Regions from separate parts of the Mus musculus genome. Here regions 1 and 3 are each linked to region 2. Evidence: chromatin contacts called from ENCODE Hi-C or POLR2A ChIA-PET data. All regions are on one chromosome and are shown on one strand. Each heading gives the region's core, a stretch centred on a gene start or an enhancer-like site at or near the end of the contact. The rest is flanking DNA. Distances are from core to core; before and after follow the strand shown.

Region 1 (4,541 bases), core at 783-3,282, 300 kb before region 2:
ACTCCGGCATCTTTCCTCCAGGGCTGTACGTAACCCCAACAGCCCTTCACTGTGGGCATCTTTGACCTATTTTGCACTACAGGAAGTTAAATCCAGGTCTTGCACGGGCCAGGCAAGGACTTTACCCCCAAGGTATACTTGAGGGGGGTGGGAGGTGGAGCAGATTCCTTTTTAACCCAAACAAGACGAAATGCAAGAGGAATCAAATGGGCATTAGGCTTCATTACCAATGCTGGGAGAACAGGGGCTAGGAGGTGTGTGTGTGTGTGTGTGTGTGTGTGTGTGTGTGTGTGTAAGGCAAGCAGAGGAACAGACACCTACTCTGGTTTCTCTATGACTCTGTCACCTATGCCCTTCAGATCACACCAGTTACTGTGCTGATGTGATAAATGATGTGCACAGAGCTGTCTGGAATACCCAAGTGGCGTTGCTGAGATAGAGATGACTCAGCAGTTCAGAGTGTCTGCGGTCAATCAGGAGGACCTGAGTTCAGATCCCAGCAGCCCAGCCATCCAGCCATCCCTGGCAGCTTACAATTAATGGCCAGCTTGACTCCAGTTCCAGGGATTCCAACGCCCCCTTCTGGACTGCAGGCACGTGGTTCACATATAGACAAGCAGAAAAACACATAACAAAAGTCTCTTGTTTCAAGACAGATTTCTCTGTGTAACCGCCCTGTCTGTCCTGGAACTCCATTTGCAGACCAGGCTGGTCTTTAAAAAAAAAAAAAAAAAAAAAAATCATTGAGATCCACCTACCTCTGCCTTCTGAGTGCTGGGATTAAAAGTGTGTGCTACCATGCCCGGTTCTAAATAAAAATCATTAAATAGAATAAATCAGTGCACTAAGCTAACATTTCCTTGAGAGCTCTTGCCTATAAGAGAAGGATGGGAAAGCTAAAGTTTAAAGGGTAAGCAGGATGTTTTGGGTGCTTCCATTTCCCCCAAGATGTCCTGTCCTGGAGGAGCCAGCAATACAGAGAGTACAGCAAAAGAGGCACCCAAATGAGGGAGGCCTTAACTCCAGTCTTCTAAAAATGTTGGTATGTTCTTCAATTATTTGAATCGCTCCTGCCTCTCCCTGCCCAGAAGACTCCCACAGGCAAGCAAGCACTGGACAATAGGAAGAAGTGGTACAGGTGTGGAGGTCAGAGTACAACTTCTGGAAACTGGTTCTCTCCTGCCACCACGTGTGGATCCGGCTCAGGCAACTCAGTGAGCCACCTAGCCAGCCCCTGACTTTTAAATTGACAGTATGGCTTTAACCTTGAGTATGTGTCCTATGAACTCAAGCTCTCACTTGGGGTGAGGTGGCACAGATCAAGCAACTTTTGTTAATGTTGAGATCAAACGCTTCAGAGATTCTCCAAGAAAAACCAATTATTTACTTCACCCTCTGTACAAACAAACATAAAGAAAGCTAATCTCTTGTACTTCAAAGGCAAGCAGAGAGAGAAAGCGCCTGCTACCTTATTAAGAGCTCAGCCGGAATTGTATTCGTTCTCTGAACGGCCAAATGACCTTGGGTCAGCCACCTTCCGGGGACCGTTTCTAGGTTTGCAAAACGAGGGTATTGCTCCGAGGATAACACGTGGGAGCTTCTTAAGCACAAACGTTGGGCGAGCAAAGGTGACTTAACCACGCGTCCTCCGCCACCACGTGCACTGGGCACATCCCCAGGACCCGCAGACCCCCAGAGTGTGCGCAGTTGGGCAGTCCTGGACGTGCAAGCACCCCACTCTCCCCAGGATGCTCAGCTCAAGGCCCCACGACCGCGTGCAGGGTTGGGTGTGGACGCGTGGCCTCACGGTCACAGCCCAGAAGGACACTCACTGACTCGCAGCAGGGCCACGTAGATGAGGAAGTTCCGAATGGAGGAGACCACATCCTCACGCATCTTCCGCTTCATCTCCTCCGGGTCCAACTTGGGCGCGAGACCCTCGATCCGGAACATTGCGGCGGCTCTGCCTCCAAAGCTTGCGAGAGCAGCAGCTTGCTCTCCTCCAGTGGCCGCCCTGCACCCGGAACTTAGCCAGGCTCCACTTCCTGTCCCACCCCTTGTTTCTGTCCTGTGACGGGAACCTGTGAGGGGAAAATTTCATCCTGTCTTCTTGTGTCTGAAGCAAAGAGACCTGAAGGGGGCGGCCGCCGCCTTAAGTCTCTGAGCCTTGGGTGGATCTGGACTGTGTTTTGGTCCCTAGCCGGGAGAGTGCCACCTGTAAAGTTGTTTTATGCTGTAAAGTAGGGAGGTGTGTGCAAAAATATCATTATAAATAATAATAACATTTATGAAGAATCTAAGACAGTACTTCGTGAAATGCACATTTTAGTCTGTCCTTCCTAGGTTTGAAATTTAAAACAACTTAGTTGGGAATGAAGTTCGTTTGCCAAATCGTTTTCTTAGGATGCATGAAGCCCTGGATAGTGTTGCTGTTGTGATAAACACCACCAAAATAACTTAGGAAGGAAAGTGTTTCACCTAACCTGTTAACGTTATCCAGGGAGGCCAGCACTGGAGTTCAAGCTGGAACCTAGAGGAGGGAACTGAAACCAAGCGGAGACGTTGTCTTTACTGGCTAGCTGGCCTCAACCAGCTAACTTACTTTTATTGGTTAGGACCACCTGCCGGGTGGCATTGCCCACAGTGGGCTAAGCCTTCCTCCATCAACTAGTAGTCACACAATGACCCTCAAATTCACCAATAGGACAATCTGGTGGAGGCAATTCCTCAATTGAGGTTTTCGCTTCCTAGGTGTCAAGTTGACAAAAACTAGCCAGCACAGTGCTGCACACACCTGTGTTCCCAGCACTGGGCTGCTGGAAAAAAGGGGTCAAGAGTTGAAGGTCAGGGCAGTGCTGGCTCAAGCACTTGGGAGACACAGGCAGGCAGATCTTTGAGTTCAAGGCCAGCCAGGTCTACAGAGTGAGTTCCAGGACAGCCAGGGTGACACAGAAAAATCCTGTCTCCAGACAAACAAACGAATGAGTTCAAGGTCAAGGTGGAAACAGTGTCTCACACCTGTAATTTCAGCCCTCAGAAGACAGAGGCAAAAGAATTACTGCAAGGTTAGGGGCAGCCTGGGTTACAAAGTAATTACAAGGACAATCTGAAACAAACAAACAATCCCAAGATAAACAAACACAAACAAAAAACAGAGGTCAAGGTTATCACCCTCAGCTAGTGAGCTCAGACTGCTAGTGTCCCAGACACTGAAATTCTAACATTTCCCACATTTTTTTTCTGTACACTCATTTTTTGGAGGTAACTGATCTTTAAATATTCTAATGAAGATCTTGGACTACAGCAAGTATGAGCCCAGATCAAAACTGATCAACACTGGACAGATGAGAGAAAATCAAGTTAGAGTTTTCAGACATGAATGGGACAACTGAATTTTTCACATAATCCAATATCAGAACGTCTCTTTTTGCAGGCACACTGTATAACAACAATGAATTTGGGGTTAAATAAGAATAATACTTGAGGGCTGGTGAGATGGCTCAGTGGGTAAGAGCACCCGACTGCTCTTCTGAAGATCGGGAGTTCAAATCCCAGCAACCACATGGTGGCTCACAACCATCCATAAGGAGATCTGACTCCCTCTTCTGGAGTGTCTGAAGACAGCTACAATGTACTTACATATAATAAATAAATAAATCTTAAAAAAAAAAGAATAATACTTGAAGCCGGGCGTGGTGGCACACGCCTTTAATCCCAGCACTCGGGAGGCAGAGGCAGGCAGATTTCTGAGTTCGAGGCCAGCCTGGTCTACAAATTGAGTGCCAGGACAGCCAGGGCTACACAGAGAAACCCTGTCTCGAAAAACAAACAAACAAACAAACAAACAAACAAAAGAATAATACTTGAGGCCGGCCATGGTGGTGCATGCCTTTAATCCCAGCACTTGGGAGGCAGAGGCAGGCGAATTTCTGAGTTCGAGGCTAGCCTGTTCTACAGAGTGAGTTCCAGGACAGCCAGGACTACACAGAGAAACCCTGTCTCAAAAACACCAAAAAACAAACAAACAAACAAAAAAACTTGACTGTGAGAATGACTGACAATGTTAGCACCTTCCTGATTGACAGAGTGTAAGACCCTGGGGTTAGAGTAAAAAACTCTCGAGTGTTTCTTCAAGCTTTAGTAAGTATTTGCATCTATAATTCAGACAGTGGACAAGCAGAGGCAGCAGTGGTAGGGGAGGGGCTGACTCCTAAGGAAGAGGTCCAGCCTTCATGAGTGCCGAGAAGATCACTCTTGGCAATGCTTCTCCCTGCTCACAAAATCAGGGACAAGTCTCTCTTTCGTGCTCTAAAGTCTCTTCTCACTCTGATCATCTATGCATTTGAATTCTATTTGTGTCATTGAGGGCATAATAGTTTGGAGTGCATGAATGTCAATATATCATCACCCGTGATCAGCTAGTGTGCTGGCTAGATTCTTGTTAAGATGACACAAGCTTGGGTCACCTGGGAAGAGGGCACTTCAGTTGAGGTGAGGTCCCCATCAGGTCGTCCTGTGGGCAAGCCTGGGAGGCACTTCCT
Region 2 (4,692 bases), core at 112-2,611:
TCCCTCCCCAAATATATATATATAAACTTTAAAACATGGCATGTTTTATAACAACACTCAGATCACTAACTTAACTCTGATAAACTGGTTCCTATTTAAATACTTCCAAATGATAATCTTTTGCAACTTACTATAAAATGTATTTACTACGACTGCTCTAGTTTGCTGTAAGGCACCGAACCTAACACAAGGGAGCAAAATCCACTTTGATCCAATAAGGGTCAAACTTCTGTGATGTAAGCACAGTGTAAATTCTAAATACTCAATGTAACTTTCAGCCCACAGGGATATGCAAAAGCCAGATATGACCTTAGTACAAAGGTCTTTGACCAAAAACAGGGCAAAGGGTGACTGTAATTCTTAAAAGACGTGAATTCCCACTAGTCAGCAGGTCTGAGTCAGCATACAAAACCAGGGTCAGGCAGGGTTCAAGTGCTAGTTACAGCAGGATTTTACCACTGCAAATGCAAAGCAACAGCTGTGACAAAAAAACCCATTATCTTAGCTTCTATCTGACAAAGGAGACTAGAGTCAATTCTTGTCAGAAGTGTCATGTCGCCCTAAGAAACGCTAAGGGTGACGACTCTGGTTTCTCATGTGCCCTGGATCCGAGTCTTCAAATCCTTTCAAAGCAAAGGCGCCGGAGATCCATTTTGGTACGGTAACTCCACACACAATTCATTCTGCTCAATAGACAACAGGTAAAAACTGACAACCAGAAGGTGGGCACTAGGACCAGCTGGGCAGCCTGTAGGGGCCAAGACAAAGGTTAAGCTAAAAGTCGTAAACATGGCCGAGGCGCTGCCATCCTCTACCTAAGCTAGCTACAACAATCCGCACAGAAGGGAACAATTGACGCCCGCCCACCCACCCGCCCGCCTTAGACTCTTTCCTGCGTGATGAAACATGGTGCCTCGGAACGAGCATTCTCCAGGCTTCCATCTGCCCACTCGGGGAGGACGGAGAGGCGCTGGGCGGAATGGCCAGCACCACCGGATACCACGGGCCGCCGCGATCCCGCGGGTGGCAGACAAAGGGAACCACGGGCCACCGCGATCCCCCGGGGCCTGCATCTCCCGAGCTGTGGGCGCCTCCCTGCCGGAGCGCGCCGCAGCACCACAGGGCCCTCGGCCGGAGCCGGGCCGCAGCTGCCGGGACCCGGACGCGTGGAGAGCGCAGGACCTGGAGCTCGGCAGCCCGCGACCCTGCTTCAAGCCTCCCTTCTCTCTGGCCCGAAGCTAGGGCAGCACAGCGGCCTCCGCTCCCCACCGCACCCCACCCAGGACTCACCCACGGCCCGGGGCGCAAGCCCGCAGGACGGCTGGCGAGCGAGCCCGCGCCCGCGCAGGCGCAGACTGGTCCGACCCAGGCAGGGGCGGGGCGGGGCGGGGCGGGACGTCGTCGAGCCACGTGACCAGGGCCCTGCCTCGCTCAGGGTCTGGGTAGCGCTATAGCTGCCTTGTACTGCGTCCGGTCCGGTACTGACTCTTGTCGCACCTTTTGCCAGGCTGTGGGGGTGCCGCTAGTCTCCCCGCCCCCCTGACTTAAGCTGAAGTTATACGGTGGCCTCGTTGTTCCACAAAACAGCAAGCGCGTCATTTAGCGTGTAGTCTGTTGAGATCCAGGGCTGTAGATAGCGCGTGCGTGGAGGCGCGAAAGCTTCTGATGAGGCGATCTCAAAGCTTGGTGGAGAGCTCTTTGTCACCGCACTTCACAGGACACCTGAGTTGTACATGAGGTCATACAGCTAGCCTCTTTTTCCTTAGATGCACACACAGTTTGTGGAGTCTTGGAAGGAGAACCCTGCTGTGAGTTAGGAGAGCCGGGTCAGAATTATAGCCGTGACATCCCTTGAGTGACTTTTGGCAAGTTATTCGTCTCTTCCATGAGTGGGTTCCTCCATGTTGTGACATTTGAACAATGGTTCTGATTTGCAGAACCACAGGCGATAAATGTCAGTGGACAGAAAGGACAAAGTCAGCCTTCGTGGGCAGGCTCTTCAGCAGACTCCTGAATGTGCGACCAGCTTGCCTCTTAGGACTGGGATTATCTCACCATTACACACCGTTCCAGGTGGGTGACCCAGCCTGCTTAGTGTTTACAGGTTTCTGAAGCTGTCGGAAACCACGCCTCCTAGGCCACGCCTTCTAGCGTCAGCAAACGGGAGTGTCAATCTTGGTATTTCAAAGCCTCCTTTAAGGAAGTTTGCCTAGAGATCCAGTCAATGAGTTCCTAAGAGGAAAAAAAATTACAAAACATTTCTTTTTTAAAAGAAAATAGATTTATTCTACTGTTAGCACATGTGTATAAGTACCCAGAGAGGCCAGAATAGGGCTTCAGATTTCTTGATCCTGGAATTATTAAAGGCTGTGAACTGTCCCATGTGGGTGCCAGACTCAAGAAGAGTATATGTTCTTTTCTTTTTCTTTTTCTTTTTCTTTTTCTTTTTTTTTCCAGAGCTGAGGACCGAACCCAGGGCCTTGTGCTTGCTAGGCAAGCGCTCTACCACTGAGCTAAGTCCCCAGCCCCTTTTTTTGTTTGTTTGTTTGTTTGGTTTGGTTATTTTCGAGACAGAGTTTCTCTGTATAGCCCTGGCTGTCCTGGAACTCACTCTGTAGACCAGGCTGGCCTCGAACTCAGAAATCCACCTGCCTCTGCCTCCCGAGTGCTGAGATTAAAGGTGTGCGCCACCAACGGCCCGGCACAGTGTATGTTCTTAACTGAGTGACCAAGCAACCTCTCCAGCACCCAACCCTCAAGTCTTAAAATAAGTTCCTGATTTTGGGTTGGGCCACACTGCTAGTGTCCTCTGCCACACGTACAGTCATGGCTCCCTGAGGAGGTGCCAGCTGTGCAGCAGGTACCTCCAAGGGAGGTCAGAGTCTGATGGACCCAAAGCCTACAAAAGCAGAAGTATGAGAGGCTTTCCCCTTGAGAAGGTGTGGGAACAAAAAAACGGGGCCCGGGGGAAGTGGGAAAAGGGAAAAAAGGCCCACACCCCGCCAGAGTTTCCCTATCCTATGACCACCGGGGTTCAGACCTCAGCTCGACTGGAGACCAGCCTGTCTGTGCAGAGCCCAGTGCCCCACAATAAGGAACCAGGGACAGATTCATGGGGTAAGAGGTGTTTGAACTGGGCCTCAGGGTGATCTGATGGAATATGGGCCAGAGAAGGAAGTCACCTCAACAGTGGGAGGGAATAAGACAGTAAATGCCAGATAGTGGGCCTGTTAGTGCAAACCTCCCTCCCCTGTCATAAGCACAAGGGACAGGTTTTTGGATCTCATGGTTTAGAACAACCAGGCAACAATTGGGGAAAGGGCATTTACCTCAAAATTATGTTTGCCTTGGCTTCTGTGAATTTCTATTCAAATGTATTATTCAAAAAGCAAAGAAACCAGGCAGGTATCCAGTGTGTTCATAAGCATAAATAATTAATTTCAGATTAGAATGGAAAGGTTATTCTCCTGTGTGTGTGTAGGGGGGGGACATAAAGGGAAAGATTGGAATTAAACATACAGTTAGGGATGTAACCGACGCAGAAGAGTGTCCCTCCCTCCTCACCAGAACACTCGTGTCTGGATGGAGCCAGTGCGGTCCTGTCATGCTGCAGGCCACAGTGCAGGCCTCTAGCTTCTTCTCAGAAGCTTCCAGGGACTTTACTCACTGTTCTTGAAGATCTGTAAAGATGAAAGCCACCTGTTTTTAAATCTAGAATTCATCATCAGGATAGCTTTCCATATCCAGCCCCATTCATTATCCGTCTATCTTTTGTTGGTATCCTAAAACTGTTCTACCTCCACAGGGGCCTCGGACAGCGTCCTCTAACCCAGGTGTGTTTGTGTCATTGCTCAGCTTTGGGACCTTCCCAGGCAACCCATTTCTTAACTTGGCACACAGGACAGTCCACGGTCGGGCTCCTCTGCCTTGCTGTGACCTTCTCCCTAGCTAACCTTCTGAAATGCAGTCCTGGGCGACTGCTCATGTTTTGCAAATCCTTGTGTTCTATAAACCTTGTCCTTGTCACCATCAAAGTTTCACCCAACATGGTAGCCTGGCAAGGTCCTATTGCCTCTTCCACCTAAGGCTTTCCCTGGTCACCTTGGGCAAAAGTGACTCCTCTTGCTGCCTCTTCCCAGACACAGAGAGGTCAGAATGTTACGGTTGCCCAAAAAAGGTGTCTCTTTCCCACAAACAAATCCCAAGAACAGAACGTTCTGACTCATTCTTGGCTCTTCAGCTTAAAAGTTTGGCTCCAAAGGAAGCATAGGTGTTTGCCAATAAGCTGGAGGTGGTGGCACACTCCCTTAGCACTTGGGAGGCAGAGGCAGGCAGATCTCTGTAAGTAAGTTCACGTTCCAGGACTCTGCCAGGGCTATACAGGAAAACCCTGTCTCAAAGAGAAGGAGGAGGAAGAGGAGGAAGAGGAAGAGAAGGAGAAGGAGGAAGAAGAAGAGGATTGACAAAATAAAGCAGAATAAAATGCTGTTATCGAGCAGAGGTTTAAGAAGGGCTTCTAGGAGCTCAGGCTAACTTGGTGGTGCAGGCTTTCTCAGCACACTTAGGACTGTGTCTCTGGGTCTTTGGGAGAGGTACATGGGAACGCTGCTCTCTCATCGTTTTAAGGACTCCTTACCTGCCCCACCCCACCGCCATGCCTTCTAGGAATCTGCCATGTGCCCACCCCAGGGC
Region 3 (4,362 bases), core at 674-3,173, 390 kb after region 2:
CCTTCTCATCTCTAACTCTGAGCAATGCCTCTTGTAAAACCACCTGACAGCTTCAGTTACAGGGACAGGCTTCAGGTCAAGGTCAATATGTAGACCAGCTCATATTTTAAACTAAAAAAAAAAAAACAACCCCCAAAACAACAACAAACCCTAAAAAACGTAATTTTAAAACTTTGCTTAGTCTTTTTGCCTTCTTGTAAATTATATATTTTGAACAAGGTAACTTAGAAACCAGAGTCACTATCTATCTATCTATCTATCTATCTATCTATCTATCTATCATCTATCTATCTATCCACCCATCTATCTAGAGCCATAGTAAAGACACCTAACTAAGCCAGACTCTTCCTTGAGAAGCCCATATCCACACTTGGGTATATTTGGTCCTTTTCCTGTGCGTGTGGCGTGTCTCACTCACTTAGATAAAGAGCAAATAGTAACACTTACCGCCTTAAACTCCTCCTCTGCTGCATCGTTAAGGGTTCAGCTCTAACTGAGTGGAGCTCCCTGGGCGGGGAGTGGGGGGGGCATTTCTGGGTTTTGTCTCCTCACCGGGGATTGTATTCAAACTTCACAAGTACTGGGCGAGCTACATGCCCAGTTCCTACTATGCTCTGCCAGGATGTTTTTCTTGGGGTGCCCCATAACCTCCCACACACTGGTCTGGCTTTGCCCTCTGGCACTCCACAGACCCTGCCTGATCTGGACTTTCAGAGACTTGGTGTACATATTTTGTTCCTTGAGTTCTAAAGGGAGAATACTCCAGATTTTTCAGTCACCTGGATCTTGTGCCAGCCTTTCTTAGTGACTCCCTAGTTCTGTGACTTCCATGGAAAGGTCTAGAAGAGACGCTCAGAGTGTAGGTGGAGGGTAGGTAGAATTTATCACCCAGCAGTAGGGGATTGCACAATAGCCAAAGGGACCACGTGAGAGCAGACAGAGGTCAGAGACCACTGCCACTGTGCTGACCATTTGTGAGTGGGCTTTTTCTAGAGCAGGTAGCTGTTTCTAAGGAATGTTTTCTGTCTGGGTGATGGACAGGTCTATTTGGATTCACTCTTAAAGTAAGGAAGAATGGTATGTCTTGTTTTTTTTTACCAGAAAGCTTGAAGGGAGGCAATAATCTTGCTGAGGGTTGTTTAGATAGTTATCTATTAATGACACCTCCACCCAAGACAGTACAGCATGTTATATCTCTACCCAGGATAAGAGCTATGACAAGATCACACTCCTTTGACCAGTAATAAAGTCCTGCGATTTCAGATTCAATCCTATAAGCCATTGGTTATGAGAGTGGTGTCCTTCAAATCCACTAATCTGTAACTAGCTACTTAACACCGCCAGGATTCTTCACACAATATGGCAGCCAGCCTAATCCCCGTGTAACTCACTTCCACTGTCTTTCTGACTGCATTTTAGGCTGTTTTTTTAAAATGCATGTTATTTTAAAAATCTTCAGTTCCTACAACCCCAACCCCAGGGTCTTGGCCCAACTGTCCACCCTCAGCTCAAAAGCAGAGACCAATGGTCAATGTAGACTTTATAAACAACATAGCCCATTTTGTTTGGAATGTATCCGATCTGCTCACGATTTTGGAACAAGAATTTTCAGTACTGTCTTAGTAAAACAGGCTCAGGAATGCTGATCCGCGGCACTCTATCAACAAGGTCTGTCAATGGTTGATATTTAAGGAGGGGTCCCAGGATAGAGCCGGGCATGTGATCCTAGGAAAACCCCACCTCTCTCTGGGTCCCTCTTTTGATTGTCAAAGGAGTGTCCTTAGGCTCTCAGACTTGAGATGCCTGCTCCAAAGAAGCCAAATCAGAATCCTCTGGAAGGTGCCTGATGCTGGACCTAAGATTAGGCTAGGGGAAATCAGGGTGTTGAGCCGAGATCCCTCAGTGGTGGGCGGTGCCGGGAGCAGGCGGAGCTTAGCTGGTGACGGAACCACATTGGCTGGCTAGCGGCTGAGCGAGGCGGGTCCGCACGGCTGCTGAACTGACCGGAGAACGCTGATACTAGAATTTGAGCCTGAGCGCGATTCGGAGCCTGAGCCCCAGACCACCGCAGGTAGCTACCGCCGCCCTCCCTCCGCACTGGGGCACGCTACGGTCCCCGAATGGCAGGTCTCTTCCGGGTGCACTGCTGGGTTCTTTCCACGCCGCTTCCTATCGGGGAGACACTGGATGGGCTGGGAGAACACAGAACCACCCAAACCTTCTCATCTTGGTTCCCATCTGGGGCTAGAGCCACTGGCCATAGTGGACAGGCTAGGTCTAAGTGTGTGTTCCGGGGTTCTGACTTCAGGCCTTTCACTCGGTGGACATGAGTATCTGATATTGGGAGGAACCACAAAGCTAGGCCTTTGGGAATCCAAATCCAAAGATGAGAGAGTAGTGTCCCTGAACATCTGTGGTTCCCTCTAGAGTAGCCATCAAAATCTGTTCTACTCAACCTGACGGGGACAGGGAGGGAGGCTGCTGAATTTACAGTGAGAAGATGAACCGCAAACTGTAAAGCTGGATAACCTGTGACCAGAGCTTTGTCTTTTCTTTTCTTTTCTTTTCTTTTCTTTCTTTTCTTTTCCTCTCTCTCTCTCCCTCTCTCCCTTCCTTCTTTTCTTCCTTTCTTCCTTCCTTTCTTTCTTTCAAGATTTATTCATTTCATTTATGTGAGTTCACTGTAGCTGACTTCAGACACACCAGAAGAGGGCGTCAGATCTCATTACAGGTGGTTTTGAGCCACCATGTGGTTGCTGGGAATTGAACTTCGAACCTCTGGAAGAGCAGTCAGTGCTCTTAACTGCTTAGCCAGCTCTCCAGCCGGACCAGAGACTTTTCTATGTGCAAAATGAAAGCAACCACTTGGACCCTGTGAAGATTCTGAGCAGCAGAGCCTTGGTGTGACCTAAGAGCAATTTCACACACACACACACACACACACACACACACACACACACACACAGAGAGAGAGAGAGAGAGAGAGAGAGAGAGAGAGAGAGAGATCCTGGTCTTTTGGTTACAAGGACAAAGCAGATGTCCTTGATGGGCCTGCTGGCTCAGGTTCCCCTGGGAGGGCTTTTTTCTGGTCAGCATTGATTTCTGTATGGCTAAGGACCTGGTGGGATCCTTGCTTTCGTGGATTAGGTTTTTTTTTTCTTTCTCTGCACTTGGGACAGAGGGTTGAAAGGGCCTGGGATGGGAGTGGGGGTGGGGGTGGGGGTGGAGGTCAAGGATCTGGGCTGGTGCAATTACATTTTACTGCTGGGTGGAGCAAGCCTCCGAGTGAGACAGAAAAGACACAAGGTTTCTATTCCTAGCCAGAGATTAACTGTGTAACTAATCTAGGAAGTAGAAACACAGTCTAACAGTCGTTTATGCAATTTTAGATACATTTACATTTCATCATGTTATCATGCTGTTTTAGTAAAGAAAGTCACTGCTGTTTTAGGTGACAATAAGCAGACCTACCTCAGCTGGTGTTTGACTTGTACCCCAGAAAACTAAGCCCCGTCCCACTGTTCTGGGGTTGGGGGGCTCTGCCAGGTTGGTTTCTGAGACCTTGAGTGTTCTGATGTCTGCCAGAGTGGAGTGTCTCTGGTTTTAGACATGGAAGACCCCATTCAACACCACCCCAGGGAACTCTACATTTGAGGGAACTGGGGTCCCAAGTCTCTAGGGTCCTTGCTCAGATCTCAGGGCAGTTCCTCAGTGGCCCTTGTGGGAATCTTAGTGTGTTTTCCTAGTGTGTCACTCAGTCAGCAATAGGTCTACCCTAGGACCGGACATGGTCATAGAGGTGACTCTGACGAAAGAGCAGAATTAATAATTATTTGCGTTGTTTGCGTTGTTGAGGCAGGGTCTCCCGCTGTAGGCCAGGTTGACCTTGGACTCCCAAGGGCTTGTTTGGTTATCTCTGTGGCTTAGAGCATCCAGCTTGCGGAGCGTGAGAAGGGCTTTGTGTGTGGTTTAGGCCAGAACTAGGGAAAGAAAGGTTCTTGGTTTCTCTTGGCTTTGCCTGTAGCCACACTAAAATCTTATTAAAAAGATAAAATTCAAGCCAGGAGGCGTTACAGTGCAAATTTTAGCTGTGACACAAATTATCGGATTGGTGAGTATCTCCTGACGCTGCAGGGTATTGTCATTCTCAGAAGGGGGGCTTCCTGGAGAAATTCTGATCCCTCAGAGTCCCTTCCCTCAAGGTCTGCCACGCTAGCGGGGCATAGAATGACAGCAACAAAAATCCCTGCCTCAGAGGAGCTCATCCTACTAACGTGCTTAGGGACAACGATGCACAGGCATGTAAGATCGTACAAGGCGAATGAGACTGAGAAACATACTTTGGAGGTTCGGAGGTCAGCT

What was found. Hi-C counts contacts between places; a loop is a spot of excess contacts on that map. ChIA-PET counts read pairs that join two places held with the same protein, here RNA polymerase II (POLR2A).
Region 1: a map of T-helper 1 cell shows a loop between it and region 2 (5-fold over the local background). The contact joins the promoter of Tomm5 here to the promoter of Slc25a51 in region 2. A Hi-C loop is called at or near these places in 6 of 37 maps with a recorded cell type or tissue (CH12.LX, T-helper 1 cell, left cerebral cortex and 1 more). POLR2A ChIA-PET finds 5 or more read pairs at or near these places in 3 of 5 experiments (Patski and embryonic stem cell).
Region 3: a loop to region 2 is called in a map of T-helper 17 cell, with 3 times the contacts of the local background. The contact joins the promoter of Aldh1b1 here to the promoter of Slc25a51 in region 2. A Hi-C loop is called at or near these places in 4 of 37 maps with a recorded cell type or tissue (T-helper 17 cell, T-helper 2 cell, mouse embryonic stem cell and 1 more). POLR2A ChIA-PET finds 5 or more read pairs at or near these places in 1 of 5 experiments (Patski).

What each region holds. Positions count from the first base shown.
Region 1 is chr4:45,106,081-45,110,621 of GRCm38, forward strand. It overlaps Tomm5 (translocase of outer mitochondrial membrane 5), which reads right to left and starts at 2,033. Exons shown (of 2, transcript NM_001099675.1): 1 at 1,833-2,033. The coding sequence starts at 1,953.
Region 2 is chr4:45,407,405-45,412,096 of GRCm38, forward strand. It overlaps Slc25a51 (solute carrier family 25, member 51), which reads right to left and starts at 1,362. Exons shown (of 3, transcript NM_001009949.3): 1 at 1,291-1,362. Gm46852 (a long non-coding RNA gene) reads left to right here and starts at 1,986. Exons shown (of 3, transcript XR_001784277.2): 1 at 1,986-2,073.
Region 3 is chr4:45,797,099-45,801,460 of GRCm38, forward strand. It overlaps Aldh1b1 (aldehyde dehydrogenase 1 family, member B1), which reads left to right and starts at 1,924. Exons shown (of 2, transcript NM_028270.4): 1 at 1,924-2,071.